Regions from separate parts of the Homo sapiens genome. Here region 2 is linked to region 1. Evidence: chromatin loops called from intact Hi-C (ENCODE). Cell type or tissue: endothelial cell of umbilical vein. All regions are shown on one strand. Links, peaks and the distances in the headings refer to the core of each region. The heading gives the core; the rest is flanking DNA. Region 1 overlaps ITGBL1 (integrin subunit beta like 1). Region 2 overlaps ITGBL1 (integrin subunit beta like 1).

Region 1 (11,964 bases), core at 1,738-9,737:
TCTGCCCCCTGGCTTCCAGTGATTCTCCTGACACAGCCTCCCAAGTAGCTGGGATTATAGGAGGCCACCACCATGCTTGGCTAATTTTTGTATTTTTAGTAGAGACAGGTTTTCACCATGTTGGTCAGGCTGGTCTCGAACTCTTGACCTCAGGTGATCCACCCACCTTGGCCTCCCAAAGTGCTAGGATTACAGGCATGAGCAACTGCACCTGGCCTAAGCTGAATTTATAGTTTTATGACTGTAAAACATCTAACAGAGATCAATGTAATCCTGTCTAACCAGCAAACCCAGGCAACAAAATGTAAGCTAACAATTCTGAAACAAATTTTTATTTTACCAACAAATTTAAAACCAATTTATTTATCAAAGATTCATATGAATCCCATGAGCTAAAAGGCATTTGGGGTTTTTTTTTTTTTACACTTTTAAGTGTCATTTGCATATCTTATCTCTAAGCCAACTTGAAAAGAATTCCTTAAAGGATTTCTGGCCAACTATGCCAGATTGTATTATGTATATACAACATACAACATAACACATGCATATGTGTCTAAACACACATAAACACATATACACACAAAGATCTTATAGCTTTCATTTAAAAATTTTAGTCATGAGACAGTAAAATAGTAATATAAACTCAATGGTTTATAAAAGGACAATTGAATCTAAATTCAGTTTCTGACACAATGGGAAATGTTCACATGGCTAAACTTAAGATTTTCATTTGTCCTGATGGGTAATATTATGAAGGCTGTGCATCAAATTTTGGGTAAAGCAGTTTCTCTAGCAACTTTGTTTTAATAAGTCCCTTTTACTTTCTTTTCCTTTTTTTTTTTCTCAGTGTTAAATTAGATTAAGGATTAATTCCTTGCTGTTTATGTTTCATTGAAATGCCATGAGAAAAATAATCTCCAAGCAGACTTTGACCTATTTTAGTTTCAAGAACAATTGCAGCAGAGAGTTTCTCTTCCAATGCAAGCAAAAACGTCAGTATATTCAAATAGGCAGAGATAAAATAGAAAAATAGGAAACTTAAAAGACTATATGTTAGCCCTCTAGTTGCACTTTTCTAATTCATTTCTGAGAAAAACAAGCTTGGAAGGCCAAAACAATCTCCATAATGGCCATACATTATTCTTGGTGTAATTTTCCCATCAGTTTAAAAAAATGTTCATGAGAATGGACCATAAATTTTGAATGTATAGCAGTCTAAGGGTTTGGCATGTCTTAGAATTTTGGAATGTCATTCAGTTTCTTATTAATCTCTGGAGAGCGACAGATAATCCTATAAGCCCTGTCAAGGAATTTTAAGGATTTGGACAAATCGTTTTGCTTTCACAAGTGTACGTGGCACAAGATTCCTTTATTTCATACTTGGCAGATGGCTTGTGCCCTAATTCTTTGACCTGTGACCAAGTTTCCTTCATTGTATAGAATTTTTCTTGGAACCGACTGGGTTCCTGAAGGTGACCTTGCCTGTCCGTAACAGTTGATCTTGACATGGGAGACTTTTTCTCTGAGGCTCTTATTATTAAGGTGCCACAAAGATGGTGGTGACTGCTCTAGTGACTTTCAATTTGCCATCCCACATCCACTGTTTAAAATGCCTATTTTTGCTTTCAAAAGATGTTCATAAACAAGAGGGAGAAAAACATAAAATTGCTAAATCATTAGACACATGTAACCAAACAAAAATAAAACAAAATTCTGTACTCACAAAAATTTTAAGCCAGTGGTACAGATCAAACAAAACATTAAATCAAACATGAAGAAAAAATCAAAAGTGAATTCACGAGAAAAAAAAAACATGCCTCACAAATAATGTAAGTTCTGCAGAAATCCAAGAACTCTCTGGAAAGATACTTGTCCTTCTATTAAAAAGAACTTGCCAGAGAAGACAGGCTCACAGTTCCAAGAGGGATGCAATATCTTCTACTTGAGGCAACCGGATAAACCAGTGCGGTCCCAAGTCAAGTCAAAAGAACTCACTAAAAGGAGGCAGTCCAAGAATTTAAGAGGAGAATCACCAGGGCAGAAAAGGTGACTCCTGGAAGCAGAGAGTACAAAGGGTTCATTCAGTTGGTACTGCACTTGATTCCAGGGGCTGCCCGGCTGTTCCAGGTGAGCTTACTTCTGTCCCATTTCTTGATACCAGATTATGTCAGTCTTAATAATGGGCAGAAAGACAGACATTCTCCAAAGATAATAAGTTTATCTGGCAGTGGGCAGTACAGCATGGAATAACATAGCATAGTAAACTACAGACACCTTCAGGGGAGGAAAACAAAAGACAAGGGTTTTTGAAGGTAAAATGAGGAGGTTATATAAGTTATTTTGAGATAATTATCCCTGGCTACAAGGATCAATAACAAAGCCAGTGTCCGTCCAAGGTTAGGCAGGCAGTTGCTGGGCAGATCCTCACATAAGTATATATATTTTTGTGTGTGTAAGACTGTGGTGGTCTTTGTGCAACGCTGTGGTTTTGGCAGTCTCTTATGATAGTTCTTGTTATTAGGCAATTGTGCATAAGAACCCTCCCTTCATATTCCCCACTTTTTTTTGTAAGGGTTTGACAAAAGTGATTCCATTTTGATTCTGATAGCTTTCACAAAGCATTTTCTCCAAGATTGGGAGCACGACAAGAATGCTCACTATCACTACACCTAACCAACATTACACAGAAGCCATAGCTAATTGCCCCAAAGCAAGAAAAAGAAATACAAACAGTACAGAAAGGAAGAAATGCTACAGTCATTATTCACATATGACATGATTATATAGGTAGAAAATATAAAAGAAGCTACATACAATTAATAAATTAATTTAGCAAGGTCCCTAGATACAAGTGGTTAATAATTTTAAAAATAGTTATATTTTTATATAGTAGAAACAAACATTTAAAATATAAATTTTTAAAATTATGTCATTTATAATAACATATAAAAAACAGAAAATAGGAATATTCATGAAATATGTCAAGACCTCTTTATAGAAAACTACAAATTATTAAGTGAATTAAAAAATATACAAATAAAAAGGAAGGCTATAGATTAGAACATCAATGCTGTCAATTCTGTCAATTGATTTATAGATTTAATGCATCCACATCAAAATCCCAACAGTTTTCATGTTAAGAAAATTCACAAGTTTATTCTAAAATTTATACACAAATGCAAAGGCATACAAATAGCCAAAGCCTTGCTGAGAAAAAAAAAATTGGTGGACAGATGTCAATATCAGATTTTAAAACATACTGTAAAGCTATAGTATTTAAGAATGTATTGGCTGGGTGAGGTGGCTCATGCCTGTAATCTCAGCACTTTGGGAGGCCAAGGCAGGCAGATCACCTGAAGTCAGGAGTTCAAAATCAGCCTGACCAATATGGCGAAACATCATCTCTACTAAAAATACAAAAATCAGCTGAGTGTGGTGGTGGGTGCCTGTAATCCCAGCTACTGGGGAGGCTGAAGCAGGAGAATCACTTTAACCTGGAAAGCAGAGGTTGCAGTGAGCTGAGATGATGCCATTGCACTCCAGCCTGGGCAACAGAGTGAGATTTCATCTCACAAAAACCAACCAAACAAACAAGAATGGATTGCTAGTACAAGATCAGACAAATAGGCAAATGAAACAGAATAGAAACACCACAAACAGGTTCATACACATAAGGTCACTTGATTTATGGTGGGCTAATGTTACAGTGCAGTGAAAAAAGTTTATTTTTCAATAAATTGATCCTGGATCAATTATATATCCCAACTGCATTTAAACAGTATTTTTAACCCTTACCTTACATTATAGACATAAATAAAAAATAAGTATAATTAAACAATATTTAAAAAAGAAACAATATATAAATATTTTTCAGAAAGCTATTGCTGCCTTTTACAATTATTATAATAGAGATCTCTCAGGATACCTGTAAATAATTTGATTCAAGATTTCCCAAAATAATACATTTTGACTATTGTTCATTATGGAAGTCCCATATATATTATGTCAATGTAAATTGACTAATTGGATGATGCTATCTGATCTGACACTCTGTAACTTTATATTAGGTGAACAGAATGTTAAGCTCTAAATTCTCCTTCTCCTAATAATTTTTTCTGGAATCCAGTTACAAATGTAGCACATAAAACTGCGAAGTTAGTCCAGTCCACTTATTTTCAGAGCCTTTGTATTTCACAAATAACACTCTTCAGAACATTAATTTGACAAAGGGCTGCTACCACAGTACCATTTCATTGTTCATGTGGTTAATTTTTCATATAATGATTACACTCAATCTGCATGTACTTTATATCTGCTGACCTCCTCAAAAGCATTTTGAGATTATTATGACAATAAATCTGCTGTTTCTCAAGAGAGAGAGAGAACATTTTAAAACAGCACTTCCTCTCTCTCTTTCCCTTAGGCCACCTTGAACATTAATGTAGTTCAAGTAAGAAAAATATTTTGTGGTGTTCTTTCATGGTTTTTAAATTGTTTTTTCAATCATCATCCAAGTTTTAGTGCAATGTTTATTTTACATTAGTAGTAATACAGACAAATTCCAAAGTGTACACATTTGTTTCCTTCCTGGAGACAATTAATTAGAGAATTTAAATACATAACTAATACCCAGGATGCCTTGGCCTCAACCACTATCTCATCTGCTTTTGATTGGGAAACCTTGTATGACAGTCAAATGGAACATTACCTCAATTTGGATTATAAAATATAAATTTCATGTTTATTGTAAGGATATGCACAAGAAATGGTGGACAGACTGGAATATGCCCAGGCCTGATAGGAAAGTAAGAATCAATGGTTGGTATGGGCCAAGCACTGTGATGGCAGCTGGGAGGCCCATTTTGATGACAGTTTTAATTATGTAGCCTGGATAAGCCACTTTTGCTTCTCAAAGATTCAGTTCCTTGTTTTCTGCACAAAGAGACTAGATCAAGCGATCTCTAAAGTGTCTCAGATGTAATAGAATTAGAGATTCATAAAGCTACACCAGTTGTAACTACCAGTCCTGTTTTCTACTTAAATGTTTCAAATATGTGCAGTCAAGTTATATAATCTATTAGACTCTGATAGCATCTATCATGGTATTATTTGCATTTTTTCCCAAAGACATTTACTATTATTACTATGTAATGTACATATAAAAATCATACTCATTTATTCAACATCTATTTAAATATTAAAATTGTTATCTTCCATCACAGATAGAAACAAAGCTGCTTGTGGTTCCCTTCAAATAATCTTTCTTTCCCTAAAGAAGCTAGGATAGAGAAACACCTTCTGCCATTCACTAGTAGTTAAGTATAGAGGTACAGTTCCAAATAATGGAATTTACTGGGGCAATAAGTGATCCAGAACTATGAAAATTAGATTTGTAAATTATATCCTAATGAATATTTTCTACAAAGACAAAAGCGAATAGTCAAAAAATCATGGAAATAGTTCAGACACTGTGGGAAGACATATGAAAAAAAAATATTGACTATCTTTTTCACTATTCCAAGATAATTAACAATGTAACCATAAGTGAGACCAGAAACTTTCAGGGACAAACTTAGTTACCGAGAAAAACTGAACGGTGATCAAATAAATTAGGGTGCCCTATTTTCCTCACATTCTACCAGATAAGAGGAAATATTCCACTTTAATAAGAATATCAAAGTGGGAGGGATGGAGACAGAGGAAGAGATGGAAATATGCTTCCAATTACAGTAAAGAGAAAGGGAGGGAGGCTGTTGGAAAAGTAAGAACAACCAAATGTATGTGATTATGTCTATATTGGTAATGGAAAAAAGTCAGAAAATAGAGGAATTTGACATGCAGGTCCTTCATGCAAGCCCTCATGTCTCCCTGACTATAGAAAATGTAGAATAAATAGTATTTGCTTGAAATTGAAATTAAACTTACTTTAGCTCCCATCATACAACTTAAACTGTGCTTATGTCTCACTCATTCAAAGCTTCAATAAAATCAAAAGAGCTCATATGGAAGAATAAAAACAAAGTAAAATTTTAAAATCACGTGTAAATGCTAATTGTCAAGAACATTCTTGCCATTTTTGGAAAGCAGTGTCTCATTGAAGTAACAGGAAATTGCCATGAAATGACTTTTGCTTTCACCTGATGGTTATCAAAATAAATAAACTATTCAATCAGTCCAAACAGTGATAGTTAACATCATACTACAAAAGCTATTCAGACAATGAAATGAAGGCAATAAAAGAGAACAAAGAATGCCTAAGCAGTTCGATGCTTTAAACAATGATAAGCTCTATGTCACATAAAAAGCGATGTTGGAGGAACCCTGATTACTTTTGTCTTGAATTATCTTTGGCTTAAATACATCCGATTGCCTGAGAGTACAAAGGATGGATTACTTGCCCATGATGTATTATGTAATGAGTCACTGCATTAATTCCACTGGGAATTTTAATTTGCAGTTCATTTTTATCCGTTTAGAAAATGACAATTGCTTTTTCAGAAGTATAATTAATAAACTTTCTAAACCTAGTCTTTTCTAAGTTTCTCGTTTATCTTCCACTTTACTTTTACTTTTGAAAAAAAATATTAGGTGGTGATATGATCTCAAATGTCAGCTTTTAGTAATTGTCACATTCTGAAATAGCATGATGAAAGATATATTACAATGAAGCACACAGTATATGGGCTTTAGCTTCCAGCAATGCAAAGACCAAATAATCTATTATACCAAATATCAATTGTTTGTTTTATTACTGGACTTATAGGAAGTAATATCCTTCAGGAAACCCGAAAACAAGAGCTATAAGCTGAAGCAAGAGGAATAAACCATAAGCTCACATGAAAGGAGCTCTGTGGGTAAATTCCTACATTGGTACTTCAGGCCATAAAGGTGGAAAAGATAGACCCAAGACTACCTGAGTAAGCCGGGGAGTAGGTGTCATGAAATGAGGACTGAAGAGGTGCAAGATCAGTAATATTCATCTCAAAAATGGACAAAACTTATTGAAAAACGTGTCCTGAACTTAGGTTTCAAGATATTCCGGAGTTTAGGATAAGCTCGAAACTGAAGACCAAAAAATACACACACAAGGAAGCAAACCACCATGAACCAAAGTCAGGAAAAACAATATTCTTTGAGTTATCTGTACTTTAGACTGGATATTGTCCAATTACCCACCTTGCCATTTTTTTTTTTACTATGTTTGTTATAGTTATTTAAATATGTATATCCGTTAATTCCTAATAACTGGTCATTTATGCATCTGCTACTACTGTCTGTTGTTGTTTCCTTAGTCCTGTTTCATATTTCTTTAATTGAATGTCAACAGTTGTATGGAAAAGACTATAGAGCATCTGGATGAAATATTCCCCGCAAAATGATTCACCCCTTGGTAACAAATTTAGAGCAGTGTTTTGTGTTTCTCAATCCCAGACAACCTCCTACCCATCCCAACCACCTGCTCACAAAATGCCAGACATTTGACAATGTTTGGAGGCATTTTTAGATATAACAATAGAGAGGTCTTGAAACTGTCTTTGCAAAATTATGAAAGTAAGAGAAATCTGACATGGTTGAGTCCATCTTGCTTCTAGCCTCAAGGGTGGCTGTCTTCGCACATTTTTGGGCATGGGCAAGGTTAACTTAGGGAGAAATTTAGTTTATAGTTTAAATGATAATAGCCCTTCCCCAAAAGTAAACTGCCCTTGTAAAACTAATAAAAGGCCACCAGGTTAGGAAGATGAGAGGGACCTGAATTCTGCTAAGATGCAAACATAGTTACATAATTAACACCCATTATTCCAGAGGTCGTAAGATTTGCAACTTCTCCAATTTCTCCTGCAGATATCATTGCTATTGTAGAACCTGAGACTAGCCTTTTGAGATGTCTTTTCAGGATTTTGCATTTCTGAAAACTGGATGGCCCCACCAGCATTTGCCAACCAGTCCTGAGTCCTGTGGCTCCCACCCAGGAACTGGCTTAGAGCAAGAGAACAGCTTCAACTCCCTATGATTTCATCTCTGACCCAACCAATCAGCACTCCCCACTCCCTGGGCCCCTATCCACCAAACTATCTTTGAAAAAACCCCTAACCTCTGAGCCTTCAAGAAAATTGATTTGAGTTACAACTGTCTCCCACGTGGTGTGGCCGGCCTCAACTTTATTAAACTATTTCTTTACTGCAATGTTATGGTCTCCATGAATTAACTTTGTTCAGCGGGCAGGAAGAACCTGTCTGGTGGTTACAGTGCTACTGGCATCTATAGGGTGGAGGTCAAGGAGGCTCCTAAACACCCTACAATGCACAGAAGAACAGTCTCCACAGCAAATAATTATTTGGTCCAAAATGTTAGTAGTGCTGTTATTGAGGAACCCAGAAGTGAATGAGGGTCAATTACCTTAATTAATTCTGTGAGTGATTGAGCTCATCTGAGGCTGAGTTGCATCATATCTCTTGCTTACCCTCTCCTTCCCCAGAGGTCCAAACACACTGGCATCTGCACTCCTACACACATATACTTACATATGAACAGATACATAGTTACTTAAAAATTACCTCACCAGGACCTGTGCGGTGGCTCACACCTGTAATCCCAGCACTTTGGGAGGCTGAGGTGGGTGGATCACGAGGTCAGGAGATCAAGACCATCTTGGCTAACACGGTGAAACCCCACCTCTACTCAAAATACAAAAAATTAGCCAGGTGCGGTGGCACATGCCTGTAGTCCCAGCTACAGGAAAGAATGGCCAATTAATCAAGCTTAAAGTAAATTAATCTACATTTGAAATTCTGTCAGCAGGAATAATTCAAATGTATACTTCGGCTGGTACCAAATATACTTGCTCCTTTTAAGAAATAATACTATATTTTGGGATGAAGTTCAACCACAATTTAAGTCTTGAGAAAGGCTACTGGGAGAACGATCTTAATTAAAATAAATCATTTTCAAATTGTTCCTAACTAAAATATTTGTTATAATTATAGATGAAATTATATCTCATTGTTTACTCATATCTGGAAAAATAGGTGTAGTTAAAATACTAGAAGAAAATCAATTGAAATATTAACAGTATTTGTTCTTAAAGCTATGTTTAATAAGGAATTTTCTGCCTTCTATTTATGTGTTTTAAGTAGACTCTGGAGGCTGAGGCAGGGGAATCCCTTGAACATGGGAGGCAGAGGTTGCAGTGAGCTGAGGAGCTGAGATCGCCCCACTGCACTCCAGCTCTCCAGCCTGGGCAACAGAGCGAGATTCCGCCTCAAAAAAAAAAAAAAAAAAAAAATTCAATCACCACTCTAAGGCCTGATTAGGGGTCACTATAATGTTTAAGATAGAAACTTGTTAGTGCTGTAGTCTAACAAATATTGATTTATCTAAAATGTACACCATGGTGTCAAAGTTTGTTTGATATATGTATATTTTTATTATTTTTTATTATTTATTACTATTATTGTTTAAAAGCTGACTTTCAATAGACGGTAGTGAGGGAGGTGCTCCGCTGCTTAGGAAACCCCAGCCCAGAAACAGGTTGACTGTGAATGATTTAGCACCAAGTTCCTCATATTTTTTCCATTAAGCTGCTCATTTGCATCTTTCATTCAATGCTTGTGCAGGTCATTAGCACTTTTATGCCATTACCTGAGATTCCCATCCACTACATATTTTTAAAATGTATTATCCCAGTTTAAAAAACCACTTCCCTAATTGCCAGTTCAAAATTTTAATATAAGTATATAAGACACATATGCATATACATGCATACACATGCATGTATATGCACTAAAATCACCTTTTATTTTAGATTATAATTTAACTGATTTAAAAAGTATTATCAAAGCAACACACATAATATTAAAGCAATACACGATCACTTTAATTTTTTTAAAACACATAAGTAGAAGGCAGAAAATTCCTTATTAAACATAGCTTTAGGAACAAATACTGTTAATGTTTCAACTGATTTTCTTCTAGTATTTTAACTACACCTATTTTTCCAGATATGAGTAAACAATGCAATATAATTTCATCTAAAATTATAACAAATATTTTAGTTAGGAACAATTTGAAAATGATTTATTTTAATTAAGGTCATTCTCCCAGTAGCCTTTTTCATGACTTAAATTGCAGTTGAACTTTATCCCAAAATATGGCATTGTTTCTTAAAAGGAGCATACATATTTGGTACCAGCCAAAGTACACATTTGAATTATACCTGACAGAATTTCAAATGTAGATGAATTTACTTTAAGTTTGATTAATTGGCCATTCTTTCCTAGTGAAGAGAGAATGCAGATGTAATCACTTAAATCAGTAAGTAGACCATTTTTTGGATAAAAGCATCTATCTTCCTACAGAAGTCTTTTAAAATTGCTCATGAACTCTCTCAAATGCACTTCTTTCTCTTGTGTGCTACCCAAAGGATAAGAAGAGCTGTGAGGGCTGGGGACCCTTGCTCTGCCCACTTCTTTCAGGACTGCTGTAACACTAGATTATTAAAGAGAGGTCATTTGTTCTTTGCTTTATTATTTGTAGAGACAATCATTAATATTCATCCACATGTGCAGCATTCTAGGTATTTTACGGAACATGTAGTGTTCAACATGTAAATCAAATAGATTTATGAATACTGATGGCCCCATGGGGGAATATTACCCTGCAATATGAAGTCCAGTTTCAACAAGTAGAAAACCAATCTCAAAATATTTTGTAACTTTAAAAAATCTACAACAACACCATTAGAGTTTAGGCATATTTAGCTAATTTGTAAAGAGACTCAAATGTAATAAAACAAATGAAAATCAAAGAATGGGACCCATATAAAATGCAGAATGGGACTAAGATGTATCAAAGGAGTTTTAAAGAAAATGTTTGATGGGCACTTGAGGAGTCAAGTGGAATTTTATACTCTCTGTATATGTGTTAACATCAGACCGTTTACCTAAAGCTAGCATATCATCATTGATTAAAGAGGGAATATGTTTCAGAAAAGCTTAAAACAATGAGGTTGAATAAAATATTAATAAATCATTTTATCAAGAAGCAAAATAATAAATTTTTGTGCAACTTGAATTAAAAACTGAGGATACACTGGGCTAAGCATAATAAAAGTTCATTAATTTAATACAATACATGTAGCAGTTACATTCATATTCAAACTTAAAACACAATGCACACTGTACAAGCTTCATTATATTTAAGGCCAAGTCAAGCCATTTTCCTCTCTGCATTTGGGCTAGCCTTCTATAGAAGCAATACTGACGAGTTAGTGGGTGCAGCGCACCAGCATGGCACATGTATACATATGTAACTAACCTGCACAATGTGCACATGTACCCTAAAACTTAAAGTATAATTAAAAAAAAAAAGAAAAAAAGAAAAAAAAATAGAAGCAATACTGGGAACACAGTCTAATTAAACAAAACAACACTATTTGAGCTAAAGAGGAGCCTGACTATATATTTAAGATGTATTTTATTGACAAAAAGAAAAATAAGTAAATAAGAAGGATGCAAAAACAGATGATGTAGACTTGGAGCTGCAATCGATGTATTACATACTCTTGAAAGACATGTTTGATAAAGGTGAAGATTAGTTATCTATAAATGAAAGAAAAATATTGTCACCTATTACAAACAAATTACAATATGAGTGGATTTTGAAAGGGTAGAGTGTTAAGTGGGTGATCCTTACTTTTTTATGAAAATGCATCATATTCTCTGGATATTAAGGACTAAGCTCTGATTTTTTTTATCTTGCCCAAGTTCCTAAGTTGTCTAGAAAGTCATGCCCTACAAACCATAAATTCTCATCAGATGGATTTTATTTAACCCTATATATTGTGGCTTACTTTCCACTCTGACTCAGGCATAACATTACAAAACAAGGAAGAAAATCAAAATATTTTAGCCCAAAACATGTTTCCCTGCCATATGTTGAAATGGACCTGCAAAGCTGTCCTTTGTG
Region 2 (11,964 bases), core at 2,457-10,456, 140 kb after region 1:
GAAGTTGATAGTCAGTCCAAGAAGATTTCATTAGAAACTGTTGCTGCTTACATGCGACATATCCCAAAAATGTGTTTTTAGGTCAATAGCCAACCTAAAGAATCAAAATCTCATCAGTGTATTAGATTAGATAAAATTGAAGATTTAATGTGTGTGTTAATTTTTTTGTAAGCTAAAGGCTACATATGTAAATTACCAAACATATTCAAACAAATTTAGATAAAATATATAAAATATCAGGATGTAAAATAAAATAACACTGATTTCTATTACAAGAAAAATGTCCAGAGAGTACACATCAGCATAAACAAACTTGACTTTCAGTCTTGGTTTTGGAAGCCTTCCACCAAAAGGGAAGGGCTGGGAAACTAGAAGACAGTGGCAAAAGCATTTTTAAGGGAGAACCATCTAAGCAAAACCCTGGGTGGGGAAAAGGATCACCCTGATACATGGCACCCAATTATGCCTGGCACAGAAGCAGCAAGGCAATTGCTAATATTATTATAATTACTCTTACTTATAAGATACTAGTAGACATCACTATAGTATATTATTTTCTTTAAAGTGAAAATGTAATTTGATTGTCCATCACTACTCTCTCTCTCCCCTCGCGCTCTCTCTCTCTCTATATATAATTACATTTCATACTTTTCCCCCATTAACCTGCATTTAGTCATAGTTCTACACTAAGACTTGTTCTAGTCTTCGTACTAAAGTAAGACTTGTCAACAAAAGTAACTATGTTTTTAATGCTTCCCACCAGTGTTTAATGTGTACCACCTGTCTCTTCTCTCTAGGCATTTTGGTTGTTTTAGGCTGTTTCTTTATTAGATTACTCAATATTCCCTGAGTTCTTCCTTATAGATAACAGTTTGTCTACGCCTTTTATACTGGAAGGTGATTTTTTTAGATAGAAAATTGTGGGCTCACAAGTTATTTTTTTCTTGATTATCTTAACTGCTGAATTAGTTCGTTTTCACACTGCCAAAAAGAACTACCTGAGACTAGGTAATTCACAAAGGAAGGAGGTTTAATTGACTCACAGTTCTACTTGGCTGCAGGGACTTCAGGAAACTTAAATCATGGCAGAAGGGGAAGCAAAGCAAGTCTTTTATGGCGGCAGGAGAAAACGAGCAAAGGCAGAAGTGCCACTTTTAAACCATCAGATATCATGAGAGCTCACTCACTATCATGAGAACAGCATGAGGGAAACCACCCCCGTGATCCAATCACCTCCCACTGGGTTTCTCCCTCAACACGTGGGGATTACAATTCAAGGTGGTGACACAGAGCCAAACCACATGAACTATGTAGCCTCATTTTCTTCTGGAGTAAACTATACTTGCCAAAAATAGGGATGCTAACATAGTTTTCTTTTTCCAGTGTCACTTACTGTTCTTTCTGGATGCCCAGTTGTTATTTTTTCTTTCTTTTTCTTTAGAATCTGGTAGTTTTATTAGAACATATTTTGGTCTTGGTTAATTCTGGTCAATGTGGCATTTGGTATGCTGTTTCAACACGTAGTTTGAAATCTTTTTCATCTTTTTCTCACTGCAGAAACTTTTTCTGAATTATAGATTTTAGTATCAGTTCTTTCCCTTGCTTTTTTTTTCTTTAGAGATGCCTATTAACCATATTTAAGAAGTTCTTTATTCATATTCCACGTTTCAATTTCTCTCTCAAATTATATGTATTTCTTTCTGCATTTCTCTTTCTCAATTTTTTTCTACTTTCAACTTCGGTTTTTCTTAAAGCATTATCCATGTGTTTATTTGTTCTTTTGATATTTCTAGTTTAGTCTTCATTTCTGAAATTATTATTTTCTTTCATTTCTATTTTTCCCTATGGTATAGTGCCTAATTTTTGAGTTTTTCTAATTCTGTTTTATAATGTTATTCCATGTTTTGCATTATATTCTTAATGTCATTTAGCTAGTTTTGAAATACAAGTTGATATTTTTATTTATTTTATTTGACTAGTTTTTATTACCTCTAGGGATGTTATTTGTCTCATTCTCTTTTGTCTTACAATATCTTACTATGGGATTGGGCCTAAATATTTTGCTATGCTTATTTTTATAGAAAATTACTTGATCCATAATTTTGAAGTTCAGAAATCCTTGTTTACCTTTACAAAGCTCCCTCTTCTGTTAATTTCATTTTAAGAACTACTTAACGACTTTGACAGAACATTCATTATATACATTCAGTATGTGGAGAACAAACAACTTGTTTCTAAACCATAGGTAAAATAAGAAATCACAAATAAATTTAAAAAATATTTTAAGCAAAATAATAACAAAATAAAATGCTAAAAATCAATGATCTAAGAGTTCTCCTTATGAATCTAGGAAAAGAAGAACACAACATGGCACAAATAAATTAATAAATATAAGGGCTAAAATAAAGGAAATAAAAAAACAAACTATAGAGAAAAATCAATGAGGCCAAAAGCTGACTTCTTGGAAAGATCACTGAAATTTATAAACAACAATGTACACAAACATTTATGTTAAAAACACAAGTAATAAACAAATTACAATATTCTAAATTAGAGTGAGCACAACTAGAGATTCCTTGAATATTATAAAGGCAATAAGACAATATTATAAATAGCTCTATGCCAATAAATTGAAAACTTAGATTAAATGGATAAATTCACTGAAAGACAGAAATATAAAAACTGACAAAAAAGAAAAATATTAATAAACCATTAAATATTAATAAACCTATATATATTTTTATATAAAAACAATAACTTTGTAATAAAACATTTTCCAAGAAGAAAACACCAGGTTGCTTATATAGCAAACAAAACATATGAGCCATTAAAGAAAAAATAATCTACAAATTGGATTTTAGCAAAACCATAAACATTTTACCTTCAAAGCATACAATAAGAAAAGTAAAAGGCAAGCTATGGAATGGGAAAAATTACTTGCAATATGTATACCTGCCAAAGGATTCCTATCAAGAATATATAAATGTTCTTCTGAGTAATGAGAAGACAAATTCCTAAATAAATACGATAAAATTTGAACATTCACTTTCCAAATGAATGTATATAAATGGCCAATAACCATATGAAAATATTCAAAACATACTTATCAGTGAAATTTGATACTAGTAAAATTTAACTGAAATTTGATATCAGTGAAAGTTGAGCACATTATTAGAATGGCTAAATTAAAACTCTGAAAAAAACAAGTCTTGACAGATACAGAGTAACCAGAACTCCCAGACATTGTTGAGGATTATTAAAACTGTTTCGCAGTTTCTTCTAAAATTAAATGTATTATTGCATTTACTCAAGAGAAACAAAACACATGCCTACATGAAAACTTAGGAATGAATATACATCATAGTTTTATTCATGATAGCCTCAAATGGAAACAACTCAAATGACCATCCATAGTTGAATGGTGAAGGAAATAGTGATATATCCATACATGTACTACTATATGCAACAGCATGGATGAATCTCAAAAGCATGCAGAGCAAAAGATGTTGGACACAGAAGAGTACAATGTACAACATTCCTTTTATATTACATTATAGGAAATGCAAACTAACTTTTAACAACAGAAAGTAGCTCAGTGGTTGCCTATGGGCTGATGGAAGGAGAGATGAATAGTCAAGGGACATGAGGAAATATTTTGGAGATGATGATATTGTTTTGTATCTTGATCATGAAGTTAGAATCAAACATGCATGTATGGGCAATATGCACTAAAGTGTATACTTTAAATGGGTGCGATTCATTGAAGTCAAATTTTATCTTAATAGATGTGATTTTTTAAAAAAGAGACTAAAGAGACATAACTAGGGTGTCTGAATTTTTGTTGGCATAGAATCAAAGAAGGTATCTAGCTTTAAAAATATTCTGGAAATAATAGGAAAATGTTACTTTAAATTAGATATTATATAAGAAATTATTATTTTTCTTGGGTGTGATTATGGCATTATGTTGATACAAGAAAATGTTCTTATTTTTAGTAAATGCAAGCTGGAGTATTTGGGGGTAGAATGCCATGATACCTGCAACTTATCAAATAATTCAGAAAAAATTATAAGCAGATAATACATAAATCTATGATGGCATTATAGATGAATAAACATAAAAATATATTATAGAAAAATGCTAACTAGTGTTTAATTTGGGTGCTAAAGGTGTTTACTGAACTTTTCTTACATACACACACACACACACACACACACACATATAACTTCAATGCTGATTTTTCAGATTTCAAAATCAAACCAAAAGAGCGCCTAGAAACTAGCCTTTGGCTTTCTATTCCTGTGTTAGTTTGCTGAGAATAATGGTTTCCAGCTTCATCCATGTCCCTGAAAAGGACATGAACTCATCCTTTTTTATGGCTGCATACTATTCTATGGTGTATCTGTGCCACATTTTCTTTATCCAGTCTATCATTGATGGGCATTTGGGTTGACTCCAAGTCTTTGCTATTGTGAATAGTGCTGCAATAAACATAAGTGGGAGTTGAACAATGAGAATACATGGACATGGGGAGGAGAACATCACACACCGGGGCCTGTCAGGGGGTGGGGGGCTAGGGAAGGGATAGCATTAGAAGAAATACCTAATGTAGATGACGGGTTGATGGGTGCAGCAAACCACCACGACATGTGTATACCTATGTAACAAACTTGCACGTTCTGCATATGTATCCCAGAACTTAAAGTATTTAAAAAAAAAAAAAAGAAGAAGAAGAAGAAGAAGAAACTAGCCTTTGGCTCCAGAGTTCTTACTGCCACAGTTTCAAGTAAAATGTTTGTATTTGAAGGCAGAACAATCTAAAGGTAAGAGTGAAACAGACTTCTTGATGTGAAGTAATCAAAATAGGGTTGTTATTTTTCAAAAGTAAAAACAAACAACATATATCAGAAATATATATGAACATATATGAAAATGCAAAATTTATGATTCACTGATATTGATTTGGAAAAATAGAGAGAAGAGAGTCTTGAGGTACCACATATCAAAACCCATAAAAACAATGATATATGTATATATGCATATATATTTAAATGCTTAATAATAGAGGTATTACTGCTTAAAGAGGGCTTCAGTTTTAACTGTAATACTCTAATGTTACACAACGAGAATGTTTTCAAGTGTGCACATATCCCCTATTTTTATAATAAATACAAATTAAAATAGAAATAGTAAGTGTAAAACATCACTGATTGCAAGTATTTGTTCTTTCTATGGGAGTAATGCATTTCTCTTCAAAATAGTTAGCATTTATTAGAAAATAGACACGGAATTCATCTGGAATAGTGGAAGAATAAGAAAAAGAAACCTAATTTTTTCCACATAAAAAAAAAAACAAGGTGCCTGTGTTTCTGCAGAGTAATCTAAGGCCAGAATAAGGGGGCCAAGAAAAGGAGGTGATGAAAATGTAGCTCTGAGTCAATTCTATTTTAGTTGCAATAGACAAGGTGACCCCAACTAACTTTTTTTATAGTACTCTTATTTTTCCATAATAAAATTCTTTCTTAAAATAGTTTAGGCCATTTGTAATTAACAACTAATCCAGTTTTGTGAACAATGCTTGAATGAAAAGGAATGAATCCCAAACAAGAAAAGTCCATTAATCAGGACATAAATTACATAAAGAAGGTTGTCCCTTAATATCAGTCATTTTTCTATACAATTATTTTATTTTTAAATGGTAAAGTCTATATATGAACATATATCAGTTCAATAAAAGAAAAAACTTTGTAATATCCAAAACTTCTGAAAACACATTGAGCACCCTTATGAAGAAAACTTTTTCTCTATAGCTAGAGGTGCTCAAAAAAGCTTGGACAAGCACTACAAAAATAAAAAATAAATTGCATAAAATTTCAATTATAGGTATTCATTCATCCTTTCACCAACAAACATACAAATGGAGTGCCAACCATGTGCCAAGGTTGTGTGCAGCCCTCCAAAAGCAGTGTTGAGCCGATGCATCTGTGATTACCTCTACATATACCTGATACTACAGTAGGAGAAACAGATGTTAATTAAATAATTACACAAACAAATGCAAAATTACATCAGTGATGACAGCTATACGTCAGTTGGCGTAATGACCACCAATATCTTTCCCAAATAAATGTGTATTCATTTTTTTCATAGTCTACCCTAGATATAAAGCCCTAGTGTCATTTTTTAATTTTGGTATTCAGGAATATTTGCAAAAAAAAAAAAAGAATAAGAATACATTGAGTTTTACAATCTATCTCTCACTAAAAAAGAACCTGATACTACAGTAGGAGAAACAGATGTTAATTAAATAATTACACAAACAAATGCAAAATTACATCAGTGATGACAACTATATGTCAATTGGCATAATGACCACCAATATCTTTCCCAAATAAATGTGTATTCATTTTTTTCACAGTCTACTCTAGACATAAAGCCCTGGTGTCATTTTTTAAGTTTTGTATTCAGGAATAATTGCAAAAAAAAAAAAGAATAAGAATACATTGAGTTTTACAATCTATCTCTCACCAAAAAAGAACTTCTTTTATAAAATAAATTAGGAGAAGTGCAACATGAGATGATTATATAGAATCTGAAGCATATCATGAGTGGCATTGTTTTTTGAAAGGCTATGCTCCTAATGAAGAGAATTTCTAGCAAAGGAGCAATTGTTCCCTTCTTTCAACCTTCTGCCAGAATAAGTTGTTTAACTTGCAGTATAGAGGAGAGCTAGTTAAAAAAAAAAAAAAATTAAAAAAAAAGTTTGTTTTTCCCCTTAATCTCATTAAGAAGACACAGATTAATCACACTGCACTGCAGTAAAAATGGTTCTGTCACCTCTCTTTCACCCACTTACAGCCAGGGAATGACTACTCATTTGGCCAGAGTCCACAATTCTCTCAGCCATCTCATTTTGCCTCTACAAAAACAGACGTGGTCTGAGGAGCAGTGAGTGAAGCTTTTGGAAAAGTCATCCTGGACCACACAGCAGTTGCTCATGGCAGCATGAAATGTCCGTCCTTTCTACCAGCTGGTCCTGAATCACTGGAAGTGACACATGCTACTTCTGGGACAAAACTGAGGATTACTATGATGGAGCAACACATGAGCACAAGATTTAATTTTTTTTCTGCAGTCACAACCCCTCCAAGAATTGGCTTGTGTGCATCCATTTGAAGTTCGAAGTGTTGTCAAGTGAATAAAAATAAATCATCTTAAATGTGAACAACATAAACTCCTCTAGTGAATAAGCAACATCTTTAGTTTTGACGTTTTGGAAGTCATCTGCTCTAATAACAAGTTTATGGGTTTTAACATGAAAAACCAGCAGTCCTGGATTAGCATTACTCCGGAGCAGAAGGTTCACTGTCAATAAAGGTACACAGTATTTTTGTCAAAACATGCCATGTAGATAGCAAAACCGCATTAATTTGACATTCAGTTAGCAAAAACACTTTCAGCTTACAATATAGTGGGTGGTGAACTGCACGCTCCAGGACATCTTCTAATCCAACTTGGAGGCGGACTCTCACAAAGAGGATGGTTTGCCAAAAAAGGAAGTCATGGGAAAAATGAAAAGCCTTCTGTGTTTGTCATCCAGGCCTGGCCTTCTCTTATGAACAGGTAATTTGGGGTCATTCACAGATTACTGAAACATGTCCAGCAATAAATTGAATTTCCTAAGAAATCCAGGAGCTAGGGCCAAATATTTATTTCAAGGACAAATGGAGCTAGGATGGACAAATAACATTTGTTTCATAGAACAGATATGTGCTAATAAAGGTAGCTAAAGATTGAATTTTCATAAAGCAGCATTATTTCCATTTGTCTGCATTTTTAACTTGCATAAAAGAAAAAACATCTCTGAGCGATCTGAGGTGAAATCTTTGGACGAGAGAGGAATGCATTTTGAGATGTCTGTCCATTTGGCATTATTTTGCCTGCAGCGATGTAACCAACGGCTTGTCCTTTGTAGATATTGCTTCATTGTCCTAACTCCAAGACTTTATTCCATTCCTACTCTCTGCGCTTGCTCTTTGTCACTTGTCTGCCTGGATCAAAACAATGTCTTCTTGTGTCTGGGTTTAAAGCTCCTCAAATCTGACTTGTCATCATTTTTATCAAAGGCAAATAACAAAGAGCCCTGACTTGTTCCTGGCACCTAGAACTGTATAAATGTGTTACAGTAGATACAGGCACATTGTAGACACTCAGTAAATATGTACTGACTGAGGAAACTTCTGTCAATGTCCCACATAATAGCCACATCGAATTTTTCTTAGAGTACTCTAAAATCTACTTGATAAGTCTCCCTTCTCCTAATCTTCCTACCTCCCACAAAGCAGTTCATGTTTATCTTCCTAAATCACGGTTCTGATCAAGGTATATTTCTTCTCAAAAGGCTTAAATGGCTCTTCACAGCTGAACTCAAATTTCTCTATGACATGTGTTAAGAATAACAGAAATCATAACCTCCAGGGCTGGCCCAATGGAGGGAGGGAATAGTAAGAGTATCTTTCTTCTTCTCCTTCTTGTAGTGTAGCTTTGTGGATGCAAAGTAACTAGTCTGTAAGGTCTTTATTAGTATAATATAGACATTTTTTAATGCTACATCTTTAGTTCATATACTATTATGAGCCAAATTGTGTCCCCCCAACATTCGTATGTTGAAGTCTTCACTTCCCATGTGACTGTAAGTAGAGACAAGGCCTTTTAGGAGATAATTAAAGTTAAATGACATCATAAGGATGGGGCCCTGATCTCATAGAGCTGGTGTTTTTATAAGAATAGGAAGACACCAGAGCACTCAATCTCTTTCTCTTCTCTTTGCTCTCTTCTCTCTCTCCCTCTTCCTCCCTCTCTCTTTCTCTCCCACTGTGAGCATAAAGACCATGTTGCCGTCACAGCAGAAGGTGGTGTCTGTTAGCCAAGGAGAGATGCCTCACCTAGAGCCAATCCTAACAGCATCTTGATCTTGAACCTGAGCCTCCAGGACTATGAGAAAATGAATTTCTGTTGCTGAAGACAAAAAGAAAAAAAAAAGCAAGAAAAGGAAAGGTAAGGAAAAAGAAAGAAAGGAAAAGAACTAGTCCAGAGGGACAGCTGTTGCAATTTTACTTGTGCGGATTGTAAATGGATACATCAGGAAAGGGGCAGGATGCTCTTCGGCACTCCTGTGGGAATCACACAGGGAACAAGGCCTTCTCCATGCTGCCAGGATGGAGAAGCAATCCTCTTCTGTCCAGGTCTTCGAGCTGGTTCGATGAGACTCCATGGCATCTTCTGTCCCCACCCATCACTCCTCTGACGTCATCTCCTCCCACCCTCCCTTCTCATTCCCTTGGGTCCAGATCCAGGCACACTGGTCTCTGTCTTGTTCCCTGGATACAAAAGTGAGGTCCTTTGGATTTGCAGGCCTTCCCTGGCAACCCAATTTAAAATTGCTTCTCATCGGCCCAAAAATCCCTGATCCTCCCTCCCATGTAATTTTTCTGTAGTATTTATCACCATCTAACCTACTTTATTTTTTACTTATTTTCTCACTTATTGTCTGTTTCCCATATTACAATGAAAGATGCATGTAAGCAGAGATTTTCGTCAGTTGTATCTGTTGCTATGTCCCTTGCTTCTAGAAAAATGCTTGGAAATGAATGAAGAAGTGAAATAATGAGTGAATAAAAGGATGAGGAATAACTTTCCAATATTATCTCAGAATCTATGCCCCAAACACAGCTCTTACATTAGCAAAGTTCTGTTCTTTCGAATCGACCCAGAGTTTGTAAATGTACTACATATTTTTCCATTCCAGCACTTTTTATCACTCTTTCACTTGGTAACCCTTTATTATTTTATTTCTGTCAAAATCCTGTCTCTCAGTCGGCATTCTGATCTAAGACAGGAATCAGCTACAAAAGGACGATGTTCAAGCCTTCTAAAGGATGTGGGTTAATACTGTATCATCCTGCTTGTGACTCATTACCACTTCCTTCTCAGGCCCTTGCCACCAATGGGTTTGAGTGGAAGCACATCTGGCCTCTAGTATGCTGCATTTCCACCTCCTTTAGGCCCCTTGGCTTTGTGATGGCCAGCAATCCTCTGGCTTCTCTCTTCTTGTTTTGCCGTCTCAGCAAATGACTTGCATTCCCAGCTTAAACTTGCTTTTCTTTCCTAGCATTTGCTAAATCCCTTGGTTCCAGCGAGGCAGCCTTGCAGGGTCCCACATCCTTCCAGCATTCCCCACGGAGTGAGCAGGGTGCCCTGAACAGAGCAGTGGTTATCCTTTAAAAGAACATGATTGGATTCCATCACCTCCATGGAACTATGGCAACAGTGAAAGATGGAAGCTGATACATGACTTGGCCATGCTGATACATACTTCCAAGGCCAGATGATTACTTCTTCAATTTTTATTCCCTAGGAATACTGGATTTTTCTCTATCATTGGCTACTATCACACTCATTTAAAAAACTGGGCCTGAAACTCTCTCATTGCAAGGTTAAACAAAATAAATGCTGCTCTCTAAAAAGCACTGCTAATAATTGGTTAAAAAAAGAGATGCAAAAAATAATTTCATCTGGAGTTTTGATCGTACTCAACCACTGATTCTAACATCTTATTTATTTTGTGTCAAAAAGTTATGAAGAAATCCCACAAAATTTATGTTTTTCATTGAATCTTAGAGTCTTTCATATTATTTTTTTATGGGAACTATGATAACACAGAAAGAGAAGTAGATGGAAAAGAAGACAGGAACTTGAGTACAAATTCTATGTGATCTGCAGCAAATCCCTCTCACTGGATTTTCGTTTTATTACTAGTAACACAAGGCTAATATTTCAACCCTAAACTCAAAAAGCATGTCGACATGCTCAAACATGAGCAGTTACCCCATACTAATAAATCACTATATACACACATGGCTTTATTGACAGGAAATATATTACTACATCAATGAGTAAATATCTGAATCTTTTTACCACATGAGACACTGATGTAGAAATGGGGACCTCCTTCTATCCCATTTGCTAAATGAATACAGCATTAGTGTCAGTATCACCATCATCATAATCATTATCATCACCAATGGATCATCATTTATAGCAGGAAGTCTACTTGATGCTTTACATATATTATCTAATTAGCTCAAAAAAATTACCATAATCAGGATCTGTTATTGTCTCATTAGTCCTAAAAATAATGATATAAGTAGGTGTTGTTATTTACTGTTTGCATTTAAGAAGGAAAAACGCATGCATTTACTCAGATTATTAAAAAGCGAATTTTATTTGTCTGATCCAAACTTTATATTTATTCTCTTTATTGGAAAGCAGGAAGAAGGGAAGACAGGCAGGCAGGCAGGCAGACAGGCAGGAAGGAAGGAGTGGTGGGAGTAAAGGGAGAGAGAGAAAGAAGCAGAGTAAGTGCAGATTAGCCTGCACTTGGCAGTACCGTAGCCAATAGCCACATATGACTACTTAGATTTAACCTAATTAAGATTTTAAAAATTAAAAATTCAGTTTTTAATTTGCACTACGCTTATTTCAAGTGCTCAATAGACAACCATACTGGGCATTGCAAATGAAGAACATTTTCATCACTGCATATAGCTGTATCAGGCAGCCCTGGGGTAGACTATGGTGCCCTTAGTGCAGTATTCTCATATCAAAAACATTTTTGCAGAGGCCCGGGTACTGTCTCTCACATCACCCCCAAAAAGGTTTATTTTCAAAATATTTCCAGGCTCCCCTTGATATTCCATTACGGATTTGAACATACGTATTTTTAATGCGTACCACTGACTTTATTTTTAAAGTTTAGTATCTATTAGAAAAAGGAGTATTTTCTGCATGTGGGTGTGCATGTATCTGTCTTTACAACAATTACTTTAAAACATCAAGAACTGCCTTCAACTTGTATGTCTAAGTATAATAGCTAAAAACATAGTGCAAGTCCTAACTGTGGTA

What was found. A loop is a pair of places that touch in the nucleus more often than their neighbours do. Peaks named below come from ENCODE experiments on the same cell type or tissue, not always from the same donor. Only the 100,000 strongest peaks of a DNase experiment are listed, where the experiment ranks them.
Region 2: it touches region 1 in a loop (5-fold over the local background); 1 of 110 quality-filtered maps calls a loop at or near these places.

The regions. Positions count from the first base shown.
Region 1 is chr13:101,656,359-101,668,322 of GRCh38, reverse strand. The region is part of intron 7 of ITGBL1 (integrin subunit beta like 1); the gene reads right to left. Among named protein-coding and RNA genes, the nearest start is that of ITGBL1, 210 kb to the right of the region's middle. In endothelial cell of umbilical vein, for the core only: no CTCF peak of the experiment used is centred there; a DNase peak (open chromatin) is centred at 6,252; H3K27ac peaks cover 1,242 bases.
Region 2 is chr13:101,518,916-101,530,879 of GRCh38, reverse strand. The region is part of intron 2 of ITGBL1 (integrin subunit beta like 1); the gene reads right to left. Among named protein-coding and RNA genes, the nearest start is that of ITGBL1, 72 kb to the right of the region's middle. In endothelial cell of umbilical vein, for the core only: no CTCF peak of the experiment used is centred there; DNase peaks (open chromatin) are centred at 6,909 and 9,999; H3K27ac peaks cover 719 bases.